Regions from separate parts of the Homo sapiens genome. Here region 2 is linked to region 1. Evidence: chromatin contacts called from ENCODE Hi-C or POLR2A ChIA-PET data. All regions are on one chromosome and are shown on one strand. Each heading gives the region's core, a stretch centred on a gene start or an enhancer-like site at or near the end of the contact. The rest is flanking DNA. Distances are from core to core; before and after follow the strand shown. Region 1 holds the start of LINC01760 (long intergenic non-protein coding RNA 1760). Region 2 has its middle 140 kb from the start of LINC01787.

The links. A loop is a pair of places that touch in the nucleus more often than their neighbours do. ChIA-PET counts read pairs that join two places held with the same protein, here RNA polymerase II (POLR2A). Pooled maps may share reads with other maps.
Region 2: a map of prostate gland shows a loop between it and region 1 (3-fold over the local background). The contact joins the enhancer-like site here to the promoter of LINC01760 in region 1. A Hi-C loop is called at or near these places in 5 of 168 maps with a recorded cell type or tissue (Calu3, K562, MCF 10A and 2 more) and 9 of 50 pooled maps. POLR2A ChIA-PET finds 5 or more read pairs at or near these places in 1 of 52 experiments (HEK293).

The regions. Positions count from the first base shown.
Region 1 is chr1:95,313,861-95,319,553 of GRCh38, reverse strand. It overlaps LINC01760 (long intergenic non-protein coding RNA 1760), which reads left to right and starts at 1,291. Exons shown (of 2, transcript NR_135588.1): 1 at 1,291-1,406. It overlaps LOC105378864 (a long non-coding RNA gene), which reads left to right and starts at 1,571. Exons shown (of 3, transcript XR_947612.3): 1 at 1,571-1,643; 2 at 2,617-2,672; 3 at 3,580-3,766. LOC105379825 (a long non-coding RNA gene) reads right to left here and starts at 1,207. Exons shown (of 2, transcript XR_001737799.2): 1 at 1,140-1,207.
Region 2 is chr1:96,231,269-96,236,996 of GRCh38, reverse strand. No RefSeq gene overlaps it. Among named protein-coding and RNA genes, the nearest start is that of LINC01787, 140 kb to the left of the region's middle. Within about 2 kb of position 2,530, at least 2 of the 41 ENCODE cell types and tissues checked have a DNase peak (open chromatin) inside an H3K27ac peak, as active enhancers do.

The DNA.
Region 1 (5,693 bases), core at 42-2,541:
AACTGTGTTTCACCAACTGAACTGATTATAACTGTGTAAAGTATATTTTTATTATTGAATTTCTTTCTGTAAAGTTCTTTGTTTTCTCTTCTGAGTTTTAAATATATGGGTGACTTCAAAATTTTATATTCCCAGTTCCCCAAAAAGGTTAGAATTCAGCTAAAAATGGTGATACGTTGGCTTTTACTTGTATATGGTTGTGAGATAGATATTTTGTGTGATTTGGTGTCCACTCCCACCCCCACCATTGAAAATAGAGCAAAAATTGGAGCTGAGAAAGGAATCATTTTCCCTATTTGGTGGGAAGAGTATTGCATATGCAATACATTACGAGAGTAATTTTGGGAGTGAAAAAGACAAGGAATATTCTCGAGAAGGATGTTTCTGAGAACCTTTGTGTTTTGGTGTTCTTTCTACTATCCTAAAGAAGTCACACCATTTCCAGGGAAATCTAGAGTTATTCACCATTAAGACAAAATAGGTCATTCTTAAAATGTTCCTTTACATCATTTTTTATACAAGCTGCACCTCCCAGAGTGAATGTCAGAATCAATGGGTTGGGTAGAACAGAAGTTTCCACCCTCATTTCCCCAGAGCCCTACCTTTGATGGGGGGCGGGGGTATTAAAGGATGAGGGAAAGGGGCGCTAGGAGGAATGATACCCAGGCTCCACCACCTCCTTCAACAACCACAGCCCCACTTTTGTCTGTTTAATAGAGCAATCATTGAAAATTTCCTTTGAAAAAAAAGGGTCTCATGTTTTAAAAACTTGGAACATAATGGGAATAGAAAAACTGATGTGCCTGGATTAACCCTGGAAAAACAGGATACAAGTTATAAAAATGATGAATGTTTCTTCAGACTAATTGTTTCTTTCTAATTCCTCACAAGGCTCATGAAACTATATGCTGTTCTCCTGTGGGATCCACTAACCTTGCACCTTGTGAATCACTCTCCACTCCCCTCACTTTCTAGTCCTCAAGCTGGGGTGGTCAAGGGTTAGGGGAGAAGCAGGTGAAGTAGGGAGGGCACATAAAACAGATGGATTGGGCTGCTCTCCCCTACAGTTTTATATATGCTTGCCAAAGAAGTAAGACCTCTGTACTGATAAGAGTAAGATAAGTCTAAATGTTTCTTACAGACAAAGTTGACAAGATTCAAAAGTGGTTTGGGTAAAAGAGACTCAATCCTAGAGGGGCATTTGATTCCAAAAGGGAAGAAGACGTACTTCATCTGGAACATCGTGAAGTCACAGAAGAACTTCACAAGTGTTCCGATCGGAAGGGAGCCCTTTGAGTAAGTGAAATGAAGCGTGAATAACTGCCTAATTAGTGGACATGAAAACTGGACAGTCTCCAAAGTCATCAGAGATGACCACGCTTGCCAGGCAACTTACTAGACTAAGGGTGAGTCCATTTGTAATCATCCCAGCTGGGAGGTGGCTGGGAGGTTTGACCTAGGGCTCAGAAGACTGGCTAACCTGGATAAAGCCATTCAAGACAATCAGGTGTGACATTATCTCCATGGCTGAGGTCTTCTGGAGCAGTAGTTCTAGAACTTCTTGGGGCCACTCCAATATAACAACACTCAGGAATCACCTCCCACTACTGCTGGGGCAGGCGGTGGGAACAGATGTAGAGAGGGTAAACTTTATTACAAGGAATGAGGAAAATGGAACTGATTTTGATAAGGGCCATTGTCAATCATTAGTTCACATGACAGCCATGAAGGTAGAGTCCTGTCCCAATCAATATTATAAGAGGGGAGTCCACAGACCACCCAGAGACCAAGGAGACATCAAGTAGCCTTTGAACCATAGATTCAAAACCTCCACTCAACAAGAATATCAGGGAGCTCTTTGATATCTAGCTTTCACGTGTTAAAGCTGTTACTAGATGCCTCTCCTTCCCACTCCTATTCTTGCCTAGATAATGAAGTCCAAATTCCCTAGCATCAAGGCTCTTCAAATTCCAGCCCATTCTACTTTCTCATCCTTCTCTCTTGCCATGCCTTGGCCTGTTCTCTGTCTTGTAAGGAATATAGGTTGCACTAGCCCCTTGGTCTGGTTATGTCCATTTCTAAAGTCTCTGGCAAAAACACTGTCATCTTTCAGGATGCAGTTCAAATTTCACTTCCTTCCCTACATAGTTCATGACTCCTTTGTGTTAAAGACACAGTTCAAGCGTCTACCTTAGCACCTTACTCGAAGAAGAGTCTGGGGAGAACAGTCCTTGCTTCAGCCTCAGTTCAGATGTAATTACACAGATCTAGCAAGCCAGTGGTGTGCACCCAGGAATCACATGGCACTGAGAGACTTAACTGACTAGGCTTGTTACCCCCAGGGTAACTGTGAAATAGGGCTTTGGAGTGTGGTATCAGTTTCTTGCATCTATCCCAAGCCTAGCCCCATAGACACATGTCTAGGTCCTTGTAGATGGGTGATTAATAGCATGCATCTAAAGCCAGTTGCCTGGATTCAGATCTAAGTTCTGTTGCTTGCTGGTTGCCTTGAGTGAGTCAGTTAACCCCTCTGGCCTCAGTGGAGATGAAAATAATATGGGTCTGTTGTGAGCATTGCACAAGTTAATGTATGTAAATCTCTCCCCACACTGCCAGGCACACAATGAGCCTCACGTAAGCATCAGGTACTACATTTAGGAAGAGAGATGGTGGTAAGTAAAAGTTTAAAATTATTCAATTTGGGAGCACAAGCCACACTAATTCAGAATCACTAATTTGAGAGAAAATTGAAAGAGGGTGATCATCTAACTCCACCATCCACTAGAAGCAGCTTAGCTCATTGAAGTGGTGGCACCGTGGTGGGGCTGGAAGCAAGGGTAGTCCCAGCAGAAGGCTTGGGCACATGACAGAGGCAGTGGTGCTCAGATAGAGGTGGCAGCAGGGGCAATGGCATCACCAGGTGGTCTCTGTGACACCCACAGGTGGTGTCTCAAGACATTCAAGGTGCTCAGTGAGTGCAGACTATGCAGGAGAAGTGACACAGAAGCCTGATGGAGGTGATGATACCCAGTGGCCATGGGACTTTGTCAGCAAAGGCAGTGATAAACAGCATGAGAGGTCAATACTCCGGGACACCATGGGGCAGACGTCAGCCTTATTCACATGCCCATGGGAGAAATTCCCTGGGGTCGACCAGAAGTGCGTGGTGGTGAAGCTTTGCCAGGTCCTCATGAATCCAGTGTGACAAATTCCTCAAATTACCATTGGTGTGAGCTCATTCTTCCAGAAGAGGAATATTGGGAAATCATAGAAAGCACAAGCTTTAGAGTTAGTCAGGCTTGTTCTCCATTCAACTGAACACACTTCCTGAGCACCTTTTTCATGCCATAGGCTCAGCTCTAGTTGGTAGAAACACCACAGTGAGCGAGGCAAAAAGTGTCCTCCTCACAGGATGTTCACCTTACAGAGGGAGACACAGTTGATAAACAAGTAAGCAAATACATTAATGAGAGGTTTCATGTGATAAAGGCTGTGAAGACAATAAAGTAGGTAATAATGCAGGAGATGAGTAGAGCAAACTACTTAAATAGAGGAGCCGGGTTAATCTCTCATTCACAGTGAGGATGCAGTGGCCAGAAGAGGCAGCCCAGGGAAGATCTGAGGTGAACCCTCTGGTTGGAAAGCCTTGGCAAATTGGAGGAATGAAAAGAAAAAAGAGTAAATCTACAACAAGGATCAGCAAACTCCAGTCTACAGGCCAAATCCAGCCTGCTGCCTGTTTATGTCAATAAAGTTTTATTGGAACATAGCCACACTCGTCTGCTTATTTATTATCTATGGGTGCTTTCATGCTAGAATAGCAGGGCTGAGTAGCTGCAAGGGAGACTGCATGGCCTGCAGAGCCTAAAATATTTACCTGGCCCTGTGCTGAGAAGTGTGCTGATCCCGGTCTAAAGCACTGTAAACAAGCTAGGGGGAGAACAGTAGGAGATGAAGTTTAAGGGTTCAGGGAAAGGTGGCAAATTCTGCAGGGCCTTGTAACCCATGGAAAAGGGCTGGGATTCTGTTCTGCATGTAATGGGAAGTCACTGGAAAATTCCAAGCAGGGAGCACGTGATCTGACTTATGTTCTTACAAGGCCACCCTGGGAGCTAAAGAAGAGTAGATTTCCAGTCTTTGGAAGATGGACCATAGGGCCAAGAGGCAGCCAGAAAGTCTATCAGGTGGCTACTGCAGAGCCCAGTGAGAGACAAAGGTGCCAGGGATGGGGACGGTAGCAGTGCCAATGCAACAAGTGGTCAAGGTATATTATTTTAGGTAATATTTTAGGTTTAACAGGCATGAGAACCCTTACTCCACTGTGTAACCTTAGGCAAGTTATTCAAATGCTGTAAGCCCAGTTTCTTGTCAAAAAAACCCTCAGAGCACTATTGTGTGGATTGAATTACAAAATACATCTGAGGTGCCTGTCAAAAAGTTAAGTGTTCAATAAATGTCAACTATGATTACTGTTTGTTGTTGTTGTTGTTGTTGTTGACTGATGAGACCTGTGGAAAGATCAGGTTGCAGCATACAGCTCATTGTGTCAGTTAATGGTGCTCTTCTCTGCCTGATTAAATTTCTGAGTTCCCTGGAGACAGGGAAGCTCCGTTATTCATCTTTATGTCCCCAAAAGTGTGCCTGGCACATGGTAGATGTTTAATAAATGCTTATTGATTAAACTATTATTTTTTAAGAAAGGAGGAGTATTATCTATTCTGCCATTTTTCACCAGAAGTGTTTTGTTTTCAGGATTGATATCCTGTGTCACATTTTTGTGACACAGAACCATTCCAAAGATACAGAGGTAGCTGTCTCTAGGGAAAGCTGGTACCCAGCAAAGGAAAACTCAGATGCTATTCTTTGGAAAACCTCTAACCTGATAAAATATGTCAGTGTTTGCAATAATATATTGAATCTGGGCTAAAAATTCACCATGCACAAGAAATCCAATCTTCACAGATACATATAAAAAATCTCTGCCATAATGTGGATGAGAACAATGAGTCCAAAAATCGTTGCTCTAATGTGTCAAGCTGTTTTCAGACTAATTTCAAAGTGGTTGGATATTCTGATCCCTTGCTCAGCCATATTAAAGGGTCCTCCATTTTGCTTTATTACCTCCTTCCTTTTATTCATTCATTATTCTGCCTTTAAAACTAAAAGGAGTTGGATTAAAATTGAGACTTCAGAATTATTTGTCAACGTTCTTATTCTTTGGCGTTAGCACTTACCAAAAAAGACTGGAAATCTACACTTCTTTAGAAGTTAAATTTTGTCATTATATGATAGTTTCAAATGAAATTAAATATGACACAAATTTTAAAATAAAAAATGACACCTGTAAAATACATACTCCTAGGTGACATTTTTATTTTTAAAAAGTGGTTAAATACCATAGTGGTCATACAATACAAAATTGTAAAATCTTCAAAGGGCCACAAAATAAAATGTTACCAGTTGCATTTACCTGTTGCATTCAGAATAACTAAATGTATTCTTAACACATACATGTTGCTATATCTGAAAGAGGAATTCTAATTTCTTAAAAATTAACAAATTAACACTAGGTGAGAAATCTCTTCGAGGCAGTCACCGAATCATAGCAGTACTACACAAACTTACCAATAGCTAACAAACCCTAAAAGAATGAGAAAATAAAAATAAGGAAAATACTTAAAATAACAGGACAC
Region 2 (5,728 bases), core at 1,281-3,780, 920 kb before region 1:
CTAGTAGCAGCTATGTTTATATGAATTCACTCATTTTATCACCACAACAGTAGTTTGAAGTATTGTTATCAAATATGTTAAAATAAGAGGCAGCTGGTGTTCAATAAAATCCCTAAAAATATAAAAGGATGTGTTGGGATTTGAAAACACCAATAAGAGCAGAGTTCATGCTTTGGTGAGCAGCAGCCCAGGATACAGGGCCACTGCATCCTGACACTGCCCTTTTTCTCTGTGATGGCACTTGAAATGTTTACAAAAGCATGTGCATCTTTGTTCATGTACCCACCTTATAGCTAAAGCAAACTGCACTTCACAGAATTTCTGCAACATGCTCTAAAATATATCCTAAATTCTTTCTGTTCTTAATCTTTAGCAAATGGACATCAAATATGGGGAGAACACAGGTTCTCACACGTAGCTATGAGAAAACAAAATGTACTTTTAGCTTTTTATATTTGGCAGTGTCACCTTACTTATTCACACACTATCCAGTATACCCAGAAAGCTGTCTGAATGCACTGAAATGGTTTGTAAATCTTGGTGATAAGTGGTTTTTATTTAAATGTAGAAATGACACCTTTGTCCTCAGATAGTTGACATTAAAAGGTTTCTATGAGGAAATAGAGCAGTAAGAAGGACATCAATGTGATTTCGCCACCTTGTGGCAGCTGATTAATTTTCAGCTTCTTTAGATCTCTTGAATTTCAAGGACTTTCTTGCTGTTGATTATCTCCAGTTCATTTCTGAGGCAAAAATTCCTATGTGAATTTATCGCTAAGATTCAGCCTCTTTTCATTCTCAGGGTCATTCTCTATTCACAAGTTGTGCACGACACATTAAGCACATCACTGCTGATGGCCAGTACCCTCCCATTTCCTTGGTGGCTAAAAGCACAATGTAATGTATTAAAGCCAGAAGGAGTGCTATGCAAATACCAGCTAAAAGCAACCTACAGCCTATCTTAGGACACTGTATAGTTGTCACATACTCAAATATTGCTTATCACTAGAAAGTGGGTCATGGTCAAATCTCAATTAAGCATTTCTATCAAGACCTCCCACCTGCTACCTAGGCAGCATGCTGGATTTGGTGCCTTGCAGGTGCTCCAGTGGTGTCAAAGCATAGGGGTGACTCTCAGAATTAGAAAATAATAGTAGTAACATCTTCTGTGATTAAAAATTCATAACAACCTCAGAAGGAATGAGTCTGTGGGAGGAAAATGCTTCTAAAGAAAGGCAAACTTCTTCCATACAGGTCTTTGGCAAACACAATCATCTCAAGAAAAGAAAGGGGATTACAGTTTAAATATATAATAAAAAAGAACCGAAAAGTAATAAAACTTCAAAAGCTGTAATACACTGTGTTAATGCCACAAATGTTTCTATGGTATTTCAAAGTAACTAGAATGAGTACTTTTAGTAATTTATTCGAGTCAAGGAGATAAGAGCCTTAAACATACTCATTCTTAGCAAAAACATGCTGTGGAAGTTATTGATCTTTCTGATCAGAAAGGAGTACGTTTAAATGAAGAGAGTACATTCTTGAAGCCTCGCAGATTTACAGTTTTGAAGCTTTTAATATAATGTGAGGATATACCTTCAACTTTACTGAAAGGAGATGACTCCAAGAAAAGAAATATCAAGGAAAAAGGTCTGAAAAGAAAGCAGGTTATCTCGGGTGATTGTTCCGTGTCGTCAAGAAAAAGAAGAAAATAAATCTGACCAACATCTGAAGACAAACTCAAACCATTTCAAGCCACAGGGCAAAGGGACAGGGAGGCCCCTGGATACTTGAACAGACCCTCTGGACTGGGGCATCTGTGTGTAACTTATCAGAAGAAAAAAGGGTTTGCTATGACTTAGTGATAAGTGTGTCACAATGAGGGGCTTTTGGAACACAACTTTCCTAAGGCCCACTTGCACAATTTGAAGGCCTGGGAGGGGTTTCCATGGGAGGCAAACTATTTCTTAAGGATGAGAGAAAACTAGAGAGGAAAAGAATAGAGGCTATCACATGAGATGAATTGAAATTTGGACTCACAGCCAGACACTGAAGACCATAGAAAAAAAGCCCCAAGGACGTGAAAACCTGTTACTGTTTAATAAAAGGCTTCTGGCCAGCGAGTCTTAGAATAGATAAAAATGAAGCAATAATTAGCAGGATTTTAAATATCTCTCTAAAATATAGTACAAAGATTTTCCTCCCTTAGGAGGTCTATAACTAAAGACGGACATAAAACTGGAGGAAAATTCTGTTTCCAAGTGTCTGAGTGGCAGTCTGAGTAATTTACCAGGTTTCTGAGAAGAAAAAGAGAAACTATCCAAAATTTCAGTCAATATTTATCTCTTAGGTTAATAAATCTTGCTCTTGACCTCAAAAGAAGTCAATATCTCCTGATTATTATATGCAAGTGCCTCCTGGGCCTTTCTATTTGTCCAGACTCATTATGGAATGAGTCACCAGTTTCCCGAGAGCCCCTGTCTGAGGCATGGGTGTAGACTGAAGAATCGCTCGCATTTCAAAGGTGTGGGCGGGCTGCCAATAATTGGTGCTATCGCTCAACATTTACTTGAATCTCTAATTCTGACATGTTTGCTTTTTCATTTTAGGCTTTCGGGCTGGTGCTCAGAGATGAAGTGGGGCTGAGATATATTTGTGAAGCATTCAAAGGCTGTAAAAGAGACAGTAGCATGAGAGGCAAATGCAGAGGAGAAGAAAGTATGTAGAATTTAGAGAAAGAGGACCTAACTTTGAATCTGGCTTATGCCACCGAGTGGCTATGAATTAATCACTCAGTTTCTTTGCACTTTAGCTGTTGCGTCCGTTAAAGAGGGTGATAACAAACTTAAAAGGTTTTTGTGAGAATTAAACAGATCACAAAGATGGAAGTGATTTGTCAACTAAAGCATATCAGACATTGCCAATTGAATCCTAAGAAGAATATAAGTTTGAATTCGTCCCAATGGTGAAAGCTTTAAACGGGAAAAATAAAGCAGATCTTTTTTCTGTCTCTTTAGAAAAAAAAAATGAATTAAAAAATTTCATTAAAGGTGTATTTATCTGTTAGGGACATGATACTTAGAGACAAACTTTACAGTAGAATTAGGAAGTATGTATTTCCTTTTCTTCATACATTTCCTCTCACTTGAACAGCTTTTGCTGGGAATCAGACATCTTGGCTCAGAAATGATCAAGGTCAATGATTCTTTCCTTTCACCTTCCTCAAAACATTTTTCATTTAAAAAGTGCAGAGATGCTTATGTCTTTAAAGTTCTGTTTGGTGCATCAAGTTGACTTGAGGAATCTAATTTTGCCAGGGCAAAGAGAATATAGAAACACGGGATGACTAAGTCCTGTCATGTGGTTTTCTAGGGAATTCTACAGTTTGCCAGTGGAAGTTCAGCAAAACTCTCGCTCATTAGCCCATTGTTAAAATGATGCTCACAAGATCTTTTGCACTTTGTCCCACCACGATTCAAAAAAAAAATACTGATATAAAGGGACTAGACAATGAAATTTGGTGTATATTTGTTCATTTTATCTCAGATGTGTGTACAATATACAGACATTTCTTTCAGTTCTACCAGTTTGCATTTCAGAAATAAGATGTCAGCTGACCAGATCAGAACTGGAGAGCTGAGCCCTCTTCCCAGTTTAACCAGGAACTCGTTGGATAATTGCCTGAGTCTTTTTTACCTTTCTGTGACTGAAGTTCTCAGGGATAGCATTTGACCATCTTTCCCATCAAGCCCTGCCCAAATATAAAGAATGCTTTAAATATTTATTATTTCATAGACTAAAGATGCTCTGCACTCTGATGGAAAGCATGTGTTTTTCACATTTTAAACAGCCCTCTGAACAAACCTCATGATCAGATTGGTGAGTAAAGTCCTGTTGAGAACAACGGTTCCTTATCTATATCCTAAAGGTTCATTTATGGTTTACTTTCCATTTTCAGAAGTTAATTAAACATTTTTTAAACTAAAGTATCTAATTTATCTATGGCCACTGCAAAATTTAAAGAGATGTGGAAAGAACAAAATTAAAATTTTATTATCAAAATGTAATGTTTATCCTCCCCTGCCCCCCCTTTTTTTTTTTTTGATATGGGGAGTCTGGCTCTGTTGCCCAGGCTGGAGTTCCCTGGCATGATCTTGGCTCACTGCAAGCTCCGCCTCCCGGGTTCACGCCATTCTCCTGCCTCAGCCTCCCGAGTAGCTGGGACTACAGGTGCCCACCACCATGCCTGGCTAATTTTTTGTATTTTTAGTAGAGACGGGGTTTCACCATGTTAGCCAGGATGGTCTCGATCTCCTGACCTCATGATCCACCCGCCTCGGCCTCCCAAAGTGCTGGGATTACAGGCGTGAGTCACCGCGTCTGGTCCCCACTTTTCTTTAGTTTACTATATATTCTAAAATTGTAAAAGTAGCACATCTTCTTCATATGATGCAAATAGTACTAAGGTATTAGTTGTCTATTACTAGTACTAGGTACTGGTTGATGAGGAAAAGTTTACAATCTTTCCCATGCTCCTGAGGTAACCGAAGTGACAGTCTGATATGAATCATTTGGCACCTTCCTCCATACTCAAACAAACATGTACAAACAAATGATAATTTTAGATTTTTTTAAACAAAAATTGAGTCATACTATATGCATTATTCTGAAATCTCACATATTTTATACTGTTAAACAGTTAAATTTACATATCCATTATAAATTTATATGAATATATTTAAATAATTCTTTTTCCATAGTAGTGTATGCTTGATTGTATCAGTGTTGGGGCTAAAAATGACAAATATTTATATCTTATAGTTTCTGAGTATCAAGAATCTGGAAGAAGCTTAGCTGGGTGGTTCTAGCTTAGAGTCTCTCATCAGGCTGCAGTCAAGGTGTTGGCTGAGGATGCCGTAATCTGAAGGCTTGAAGAAGGCTGGAGAATTTGCTCTCAAGATGGCTCTCTCGCATGGCTGTTGGCTGGACCTCTTAGTTCTGCTGTTCAAGAAAAGAGGCCTTCATTTCTTGACACGTTGGCCTCTGCATAGGACTGCTTAAATGTCCTTACCACACGGCAGTTGGCTTACCCCAGGGTGAGTAATTCCATGAGAACAAGGCAGAAGATTATCTTTTATGACCTAGCTTTGGAAGGCTCACAGCATCATTTCTATAGTATAACTAAGGAACACCTAAGTTTTTTCTCCTTTTTACCAAGACAAAAAGAGCTGATAATTTTAGGGATGGATATTATCATTCTTTTCATATTTCCTTTTATAATAGTACAATTGGGCAGGGTCTAAAACTAAATAGGTCACACAATTTGGGGGTGCAATTGTAAAACTATAATTCCTCTAGGAATGAATATATAAAAGTTTCTATCAGAAGACAAATAAGAGGAGCTTATTGTTGATAAACAATACCTTTTATTATTCTTGATTATTGTGGTTTCTATATACCAGAAAACGAAGCTGTTTTACGCTCTTGCTATCCACTACCAGGTGCAAAACTTTTATTCACTAAATTTTGTAATTATCATGTTTTCTTTCTAAGGGCATCTGTTTGAAAACCAGGATAAGAGTTGTTCCTGTAGAAGCCTTCTCCTCTTAATAGTACTAATTAACATTTATTTAGCCTTTACTTTGGTGCCAGGTTATCTGCTAAATACTTTGTAGGCATTATTTCATTCAAACCTCTTAACAATTTATGTGTATAAACCATTTTTCAA